Regions from separate parts of the Homo sapiens genome. Here region 1 is linked to region 2. Evidence: chromatin contacts called from ENCODE Hi-C or POLR2A ChIA-PET data. All regions are on one chromosome and are shown on one strand. Each heading gives the region's core, a stretch centred on a gene start or an enhancer-like site at or near the end of the contact. The rest is flanking DNA. Distances are from core to core; before and after follow the strand shown.

Evidence for each region. A loop is a pair of places that touch in the nucleus more often than their neighbours do. ChIA-PET counts read pairs that join two places held with the same protein, here RNA polymerase II (POLR2A). Pooled maps may share reads with other maps.
Region 1: a loop to region 2 is called in a map of IMR-90, with 4 times the contacts of the local background. The contact joins two enhancer-like sites. A Hi-C loop is called at or near these places in 5 of 168 maps with a recorded cell type or tissue (GM12878, IMR-90, K562 and 1 more), 17 of 37 single-sample maps with no recorded cell type and 14 of 50 pooled maps. POLR2A ChIA-PET finds 5 or more read pairs at or near these places in 3 of 52 experiments (AG04450, WTC11 and naive thymus-derived CD8-positive, alpha-beta T cell).

What each region holds. Positions count from the first base shown.
Region 1 is chr17:27,538,664-27,543,349 of GRCh38, forward strand. All of the region lies in intron 1 of KSR1 (kinase suppressor of ras 1), which reads left to right. LOC124903960 (a long non-coding RNA gene) reads right to left here. Exons shown (of 2, transcript XR_007065680.1): 2 at 1,136-4,686. Among named protein-coding and RNA genes, the nearest start is that of KSR1, 85 kb to the left of the region's middle. RefSeq lists enhancers at 1-362, 1,534-2,333, 4,143-4,643, 4,644-4,686. Within about 2 kb of position 2,233, at least 21 of the 41 ENCODE cell types and tissues checked have a DNase peak (open chromatin) inside an H3K27ac peak, as active enhancers do.
Region 2 is chr17:27,346,524-27,351,076 of GRCh38, forward strand. The region is part of intron 2 of LINC03146 (long intergenic non-protein coding RNA 3146); the gene reads left to right. It overlaps LOC124903959 (a long non-coding RNA gene), which reads left to right. Exons shown (of 2, transcript XR_007065679.1): 1 at 1-539; 2 at 1,822-1,968. LOC124903958 (a long non-coding RNA gene) reads right to left here. Exons shown (of 2, transcript XR_007065678.1): 2 at 3,843-4,553. Among named protein-coding and RNA genes, the nearest start is that of LINC03146, 16 kb to the left of the region's middle. RefSeq lists a silencer at 2,373-3,082. Within about 2 kb of position 2,673, at least 28 of the 41 ENCODE cell types and tissues checked have a DNase peak (open chromatin) inside an H3K27ac peak, as active enhancers do.

The DNA.
Region 1 (4,686 bases), core at 983-3,482, 190 kb after region 2:
GCTACCCTGAACAAAACTGGGTCCTGTGGGCAAGGGAGAAGCTGGGAGCTGATATTAGGTGGAGATGAGCAGTCTGAGCATGGTGCTCCACAGGGTGTGGCGGTTCGGGCGCCCCTCATCCTTCTGGGGGAGTTCACAATGCATTCATTGATCCCTGGTGTCTGGGGCACTCATCTGTCATTGCCCCTTGCCCCTGTCCAGCCCTTTGTCCTTTTCTGTGATGGCCTGAGTTGCTAAGCCAACAGTCACATCCCTGGAAAGAAAGCCCTCTATCTTTCCAGCATTGGGCACAGTCTCCTTCTCATAGTTGGTGCATATAGGTCAGAGTTTAAGGTGCCTTGCCTTCCCCATCCCTCCCTTCCAGAGTCTCCCTAGGGAACAGGCCTTAAGGATAGGTAAGGGGTTTGGCCCATTGGCAGAAATCTACTTTTGCCATTAGGTGCAGCCTCTGCCTTTTTCACTAGGCCCCTGCTTGGTAATTCACACCCAGGTGCCTTTCAGTTGGCAATGTCAGGAATACTCCAGGATTACCTGTTGTGATTGAGGGGTTGAGCTGAGGGGGTAAACTAGTTCGTGGCTGTGCCCTGTGGGCCTGGTGACCTTCAGACAAACACATGGAGTGTGTGTTTGAACTGGGACACAGGCCGTGTTGATGAAGTATCTGGTCTGTGAGCAACACCACACCTGTGGCTCCTGACACCTGGGCCAGCACTTCCCTCAGCCTCCCAGCAGAAGCACCGAGCAGCAGGGCTGCTGTGTCATGGACGCTTAGACCTGCTGTCTGTTGCTTTGCCTTTCCTAGCCCTCGGTCAGGTGTCTGTGCGGACACATCTGTTCCCCCAACTTGTGTGGGTTCCTGAAAATTATGGACCCCTGCCGCTTACGACCGTTGTCCTTGGAGTCCAACGGTGCCGGGCATTGGGAAGAGGTTTGGTTGTTGAATGACTGGATGATGGTCAGAAGTCCTTTGTTGCCGTTATTCAATTGCTTCAGGCACAGGGGAGTTAGGGGGTAAAGTGGGTGTCTTTCTTTCTCATGATTTAGTCCTGTTGGTCCCCACAGCCCCTAAGGACTGCTGGTACTAACAACACATGAGATATTGGGGGGTTACATCAATTGAGGCAGGAAGGAAAACTTGAAAGGCAGATCAAGACAGATCATTTACTGACTTTTCAAATAATTGCTTTCTGAAGAGCAGTGTTTTGACTCACCTTGGCTTTGCAGGTGGGAGCTGTATTAGGCTGTTAGGTCAGGGAAATGCCTTCCTCTTTGGTTCTGCTGCATCTCACAACCTCCGTGGCACATAAAATGGCCTAGCAGTTGTTGCTGAGAAAACTCGGGCCCTTGGCCATTCACTCTGGCCCAGCTCAAGCTTTGCATTTCCCAGGAAGCATCATGGGTGCTTTTAAACCATAGTTGACCTCATAGTCTTCTTTCCCTGACTGCTCATGCTTAGTACTGGAGCAGTGGGAACAGGTGATTTATGTGATTTATCTAAGGTGGGTGCTTAGTTGCACAGAGGAGCTAACTCATCAGTGCTTCCATACAGGGTCTCCTGCACCCACTGCTGCACCAGCCAAAGGCAGTCAGTCATACTCTTAGACAAGTGAGCTCGTTTTGTCTCAGCCTGGGGTTGAATCTCCCATCTACAGTCTGTTGTCAGGTCCTCAGACTTTGCATTCCCAGTGGAGCATAGGGAAGGGTAGGAGGCCCTGAGCTCCCAGCTGTGGCCGTTCTCACCCCTGGCCTCCTTGGGAATATCTCCACTTGTGGTCTGGGTTAGACTTGTTTGTTTGTGTTTGAAGTTCCCCGACTCTGAGTTTGACGTCAAGGCAGGATTGCTAGTGGGAGGCTTGGCGGGGAGGTTGTCTCTACACAAATGTAAAAGCCTGGCAGCTTCCCCAGGAGAGTGCGGGTATGGGCCGGGCCGGGAGAGGGCTGGCTGTTGCGAAATGCCCAGCTCAAGGATTGAGGTCACTTGTACTTTCTCCTCTCCTTGCCCCACTTTCCCTGTGTGCCTCTCCTGCTCTGTCCCATGCCCATGAATGTCAGCCCCCGTGGGCGCCCTTGAGGGCTGGGCAGTGCTGGGAGCCAAGGGGCTGCCTCTGGTCCCCTCGGAGCTGGGTGCTATGGTCGCTGCGTGCCTGTGCGTGGAACTGTCAGCTGCATCACAACCTCCAGAGGCCTCCTTACATTCTCAGAAATCATTTTGCAACAAGTTGGCCATGGCAGCCAGGCTAGACTGCTTAGCTGGCTGGGTTGGTGGGAAGTCCCCAGAAATGCACTCCAGCTTTGGGAAGGAAGTGGAAGATGTAAGGGGAGCTTCCCCGAGGCATGGACAGAATGGGTCAATAGTGGAGGAGGAGCAGCAGCTTCAGGGACCACTGGAATGAAGGCTGGAGTAAGTTGCCAGGGCTTTGGTGGCATCCTGAAGTTCGGGATGGTATAGTCAGGGACTTGGCAGGAGCAAAGACTGCTGTGGGCACCACGTAAGAGTCTGGTGCTGCCTACTGAGGAGAAAGGAGTCAGGGTCTTGTGGGTGCTGGTGAGCTGGAAGCTGGTCCACAACTGCACCTGCCACAGGAGGACTAAATAAAACAAGAGGCAAGTGATGGACGAATGGAGTGGCTGTCCAGTTACTTCGTGTCACTCTGTAAAGCATACTAGGATCTTCTTAAAAGGGATGGCCTCAGGTTATAGGCAGCATGATGGCTAGTTTTAATGAATTTAATGCTGGCTTAGAGCCAGGGGTGGGGTACAGCCCAGAGGGTAGGTTATTGCAAGTCAGGACCAGAGGTGGTGGCCCAGTTGGGTGGCTGGATACATTTAGAGGGTGTGGGCAAGCCTGTGGCTCTTATTCACAGGATTCACTGCCTGGAACAGTCTAGGCGTGGCTGGATTTTGGGCTTTGGATCGCAAAAGAGGTAGACCCTGCCCACTGCCATCCTGCTTGTACCAGTCAAGACAGCTTAGGGTGTGGGTTGCAGGAGTCATTATTTTGAGAGGTGCATAGAGAGCATTAGATTGAGGTTGGAATCCCTTCTTTAACCACAGGATTCAAGAAAGTTACAAAGGCTGGTGCCTTGGTTTCTTCATTGTAAGATGGGAATGATGAAGTACACCTTTAAGTCTTGTGGGTTTCACATGAGAGGTTTCATGATTTGTGAGTGACGGCAAAGGATGAGCAGTGACTTGTCATTTGGCTGAGGCTGGACTCGATGGCAGGCATGCAGGTGAGCATCCCTGAGCCAGTGAGTGAGCCCAGTGTGCTGTCCAGCACCCACATCCCGATGTAGCTTTGTTTTTCTTTACTCAATGTTGAATACACAGTACATCCCATCAGAAGTCTGGAAGGGTCTGTAGTATTTTCAGTTACACATGATTGTATTTTGTGGAGGGAATGATGTGCTTTAGGGACATTGCCAGCTTTGGGTTTGTGTGTGAAGATTGGGACATCAGTCACCCTTGTGCTATCAGGGATCTACTCTAATTCCTAGCCTCTGAAATTTTCACTGACAATCCAGGTAGAGGAAGTGATATGGTACCATACATAAGGAAAAGATTGTTAACACTACTAGGTTGACAAATGAGTATTGACATGATTCTGTAACTGAGGGAGCCTGCTACTATACATGGGAAACTGGTGTCCATGTTAGCCTGTGCCTTGGATTCATTTACTCATTTATATGTTAACATCTGTGACATCTGTCACAACAGATTTAACCCCCTGCCCTGCTTCTGAGACATGAAGATCTGGGCCACTGAGAGGGTCCTGTGGCAGCCAACGACCAAAGTCAGGGTTAGGGTGACAACCTATAATAGGCCTTGGCATCTGGCTGCTAACATAGCCAAGATCATGGGTTTGAGAGTTGCCCACAGAAGAGATCTCCCCATCTCAGGCCCTGCAATTTTAGGGTGGAGCTGACTTTGTTTGCAAAGTCAGTCGTCTGGAAAGAGGTGTTTTTTGCAAAGGTGCAAAAAAGCCTGGGTGGGGTATAATCCAAACGGCACCTGCCAAAAGTCTTCATGCTCCTCCTTTTCGAGGTCATTCTGCAGGCTGAGCAGGAGTAACACTAACAGAGTTCTATTTAGTGAGCACTTTATATGTTCTGGACATTGGACTAAACACTTTGCATACATGAGTCTGCAGCAAATTCTCAGCAGTGCTATGGGGCATGTATTATATTTTCTCTGCTTTACAGAGAAGGAGACTAAGATGATATGATCTAGATCCTGCCACACAGCTGATGTGTGATGGTGCGAGGGGTAGAGCCTCCTGGCTGCCAAACCCAAGCTTCTCGCAGAGGAGATGGGACCACTAACTAATGGTAGGCATGACCTCTGACCAGTCAGAACAGGTGCTGGTGGTAAACAGGAGGCGTGGCTCATCTGCCTGTCACTGCTGCACTTCCAGCCAGTCCAGCACAATGGCTGGCCTGTCCCTGTCCACACACCCTGTGGAAGCCGCCCGTGGGAGCTCTCTGTCTAGACTGCCATTTTAGCTGGTGCTAAATGGTCTTGCTTTTAGAGGCAAGGCAGCTATTGCTCCAGCTCCACTGTGGCAGCCTCCAAGGGATGGTTGGTTCTGTGGCCACAGAGGAACCCAGCCTCCCAAATCAGACTGGCCCATGGGTAGGTTGCCTGGGACAGCCATGACACACCATGGAGGATGGGCCCAGGACCCAT
Region 2 (4,553 bases), core at 1,423-3,922:
CTGGCTCCTGAATGACCGTGTGGAACAGAGCTGCCTTCTGTCCATCATATGTGCAGTGGGGCCTCCAAAGGTTTCAGAAGTGAGCGGCCCCGCTCTGCTGCCCTCTCATTTTCCTGCAGCTGGTTTTCATAAGTATTTGGACTTTTCTATCTCTATCAGATGTTAGTTATCAGCATGTTTTCCTCCATGTTTCTTCTAAGTTGCAGCTGCTTTAAATCTGCTGTAGGCTAGGAAATCAGACCATCAAGTTTCCTGGAACAGTGACTAAAGTAAACAGGTTCTGAGGGAGGCCTGAGAAGACCACTTGTGACAAAAGTGGGTGTGATTTAGCACATAGGTTCTGAGGTGTCCAGAGCTTCTCAGAGGCTGTTTTGACCTTATTCTTATTTCCTCTTGTTTTCCAGACTTTGGAGTTTGCTGAAATGTAACCTCAGAATAAGTGGGGTATGACTGCCCTCTCCTTTGAGGGAAAAGAAAAAGTATTTTCAGGCCAGGCACGGTGGCTCATGCTTATAATCCCAGCACTTTGGGAGGCTGAGGTAGGTGGATCACTTGGGCTCAAGAGTTTGAGGCCAGCCTAGGTGAAACACTGTCACAACAAAAAATACAAAAATTAGCCAGGCATGGTGGCGCATGCCTGTGGTCCCAGCTACTTAGGAGGCTGAGGTGGGAGGATTGCTTGAGCCCAGGAGGTTGAGGCTGCAGTGATCCATGATTTCACCACTGCGTTCCAGCCTGGGCGATAGGACCAGACTGTGAGTCAAAAAATAAAAGTATTTTCATCCCTCCTTATTAACAGCGAAATTGTGACCCAAAGACAATACTCATCAAAATCCAACCAGTTTTTAGTGATCTGAGAGTTTGTTTTAAAAAAATAATCCTGGCCAGGCACGGTGGCTCATGCCTGTAATCCCAGCACTTTGGGAGGCTGGGGCAGGCGGATTACCTGAGGTCAGGAGTTTGAGACCAGCCGGGCAGGCCAACATGGCAAAACCCCATCTCTACTAAAAATACAAAAATTAGCTGGGCGTGGTGGTACATGCCTGTAATCCCAGCTACTTGGGAGGCTGAGGCAGGAGAATCGCTTGAACCTGGGAGGCGGAGGTTGCAGTGAGCTGAGATCACGCCATTGCACTCCAGCCTGGGCAACAGAGGGAGACTCTGTCTCAAAAATAGATAAATAAATAAATAAATAAATAAATAAATAAATAAATCCAACTAGTTTTTCTATGGAAATAAACAAGTTTTTAAAAAATTTATATAATAAAGGAATAAAGGGCCAAGACTAGCTAGGACACTATTGAAGAAGAAAGTGAGAAATAAGATGGGAGGGGCTTGTCCTACCATAATAAAGAATTATTATTAGCAAAGACAGACAAAGAGACCATGGGGCTGCACAGAGGACCCAGAGGTGGGCCACATATTGATGGGAACTTGGACTGTGATGGAGGTGGTTTTACTACACATCAGCGGGAAAATAAGACACCAATTTGTACATAATACCAGAACAACTGGCTAACAGATGCAAAATATAAAACTAGATTCCTTCCTCACATCGTACCCAAAGATAGACTCCGGATATATTTTTTAAAACTAAATATAAAAAGCCAAACTTTAAAACTTAAAAAAAATCTGCAAGCAAATACAACCATGAACTTGAAGGGGGTGGGTTTCTTAAATAAGATGAGAAGGACATATTTTATAAAGGAAAATGTTGATGAATTTGACTACCTTGAAATTTTAAACTTCTTTATGATGAAAGGTACCATAAATATGAAAAGGCAAGATATTGGCAATTCAGTACAACTTGTTTGTGTCCAGAATACATCAATAAAAGAAGAACAATTCAAGAGAAACAGGAAATTCACAGAAGAGGAAACCGGAATTGTCATAAACAAATGAAAAATGCTCAACTTCCCTAGTAATTATGAGAATTCAAATCAAAATAAAGACTTCATTTCACACTTATCAGATTGGCAAAAATTAAAAAGCCTAATAACACCATATTGGTAAAGATATGGGGAAATGAGAAGTCATAAGCGGCTGGTGGGAATACAAATTGGTAGAAGCTTAAAATCTTTTATTTGCAATTCCAAAATAGAAAAACTCTGAAAACTAAGTTTGCTCCCCTAAATTTGGTTTAAACTCCTTTATGTATGTATGCATGTATGTATGTATGTATGTATGTATGTATGTATGTATGTATTTTTGAGACGAGTCTCGCTGTGTCACCCAGGCTGGAGTGCAGTGGCGGGATCTCGGCTCACTGCATTCTCTACCTCCCGGGTTCAAGAGATTCTCCTGCCTCAGCCTCCTGGCAACCTCCACCACATCTGGCTAATTTTTGTATTTTTAGTAGAGAAGGGGTTTTGCTATGTTGGCCAGGCTGGTCTCGAACTCCTGACCTCAGGCGATCCACCCGCCTGGGCCTCCCAAAATGCCGGGATGACAGGCGTGAGCCACAGCGCCCGTCCTGGTTTAAACTCACTTTGTGACAAAACCTGATGGCAGCGGCGGGCCGTCCGCCGCGCTGGGGCGCGGGCGGCGGTGGCAGGAGCGGCTGCTGGAGCAGCAGTGGCGGCGGGTACCCTGTGCCCGCGTCCCCGAGGCAACCGACTGCGCCGCCCCCACCCTCGCGCGGCCGGGCGGGACGTGCCTCCAGATCAGGGCCTCCGGACCCTGGCCCCGCGTCGCCGCTCTTGCCCGCTGCTGCCGCCAGGAGGCCGCTGGGAGGAGGCGAAGCTGGGGCCGCATTCGGAAGCCCAGCGCCGTAAGGGAGAGGCGGCGCCTGCCCTACCAAAGGTGCGGAGTTCCTGCGCCTCCGGAGGAGGCTCTGCGCAGGGCCGCCCGGGGCAGCGTCCCTGGGGTCCACCCCTCATCGGGGTGACCGCGGGCCTGACACAACAGACGGCTGGGCCCTGGCCCACGATCCGCTCCCGGAGGCGCCCTGCCCCGGGCCGTGCGGCGAGCCGGGCGAGGGGAACTCCAGGCTGCCCCTGAGCGCCGGGGCCACGGGGCTAGGCTCGTGGAGAGGACGCCCCTGCCCCAGACCCGGCCCCGGCCCAGCGAGGACCAGGCGCCCCCGCCCCAGGCCGCGAGGGGTGCGGCTCGGGCATCACGCTTCACGTAGCAGGCGGGAGCCGGGAGCGGCAGCAGCCGCCCAAGTCCGGGCTGTGGACTCGGGCCCCTCTGCACTTTTGGGGGCCCAGGAAGGTGCTCGCCTTGTCCTTGCAGGCTTGGAGGTGCCTGTTCCCATTGCTTGGCCTCTGCTAGCTCCCGGCCCCCGCACGGATCTCGAAGTGGGGTTGGGGCCTAGCCCGAGGGCTGTCACACCCCCGCCTGGTGTGCGCATGCTAGGGGCAGTGCTGACACGCTCCACTGGTTTCAGATCAACTTTGGAGAATTTGGCGATAGCTAGTTAAAGCCGAAGATGTGCATGCACTGTGATCTAGCAACCATATGCCTCGCAAAACAGGCCGGGCGCGGTGACTCATGCCTGTAATCCCAGCAATTTGGGAGGCTGAGGCGGGTGGATCACTTGAGCCCAGGAGTTTTGAAACCATCCTCCTGGTCAACATGGCAAGACCCCTGTCTACAAAAAATTTAAAATTTAGCTGGGTGTGGTGGCATGCGCCTGTAGTCTCAGCTACTTGGGAGGCTGAGGTGGGAGGATTGCTTGAACCTAGGAAGTTGAGGCTTCAGTGAGCTGTGATTGTGCCAATGCACTCCAGCCTGGGTGGCAGAGCAATACCCTGTCTCAAAAGGAAAAAACACCCACACATCGATACAAGAATTTTCACTGCAGTGCTGTGTGTAATAACGAAAATGGGAACAACCAACAGTCCATTAGGAAAGGAACAAATAAATAAACAGGTTTATTCAAACAATGGGAAACTATGGAGCATTTAAAATTAACGAATCAGATCTACAATGTAATAACACGGGTAAATCTCAAAAATGAGTGAAAAAGCAAATTTCAAAGAGATTTACACAGTATGATAGTATATATGTACATATATTGTTAATGTATGTGTTATATTTGTGTATGTAATCCCAACACTTTAGGAAGCTGAGGTGCGTGGATCACTTGAGACCAGGAATTCGAGACTAGCCTGGCCAACATGGTGAAACTCCATCTCTACTAAAAATATAAAAATTAGCCAGGCGTGGTGGCTTAGACCTGTAATCTCAGCTAATTTGGAGGCTGAGGCAAGAGGATCGCTTCCTGGGCCCCCATATTTTATATACGTATGAAATATACATATTATCGATATGGTATTGTATACATTGATATATACCTCTGTAGTAAATGTGTATGTATGTATGTGTATATATACATGGTCAAGAAGGATCTACACTAACTTGAGACACTGGTTATCTATACAAGGGAAAATGGGAGGGCTTTAGATTTATCAGTTTTGGGGGTTTTTTTGTTTTGTTTTTTCGAAAAAAGAAATAGAAAGCAAATGTGGCAAAATGTTGACATTTGTTAAACCTGTGTGGGCAAGTACAGAGGTCTATTTAGTATTCTTTGTGCCATATTATATTATATT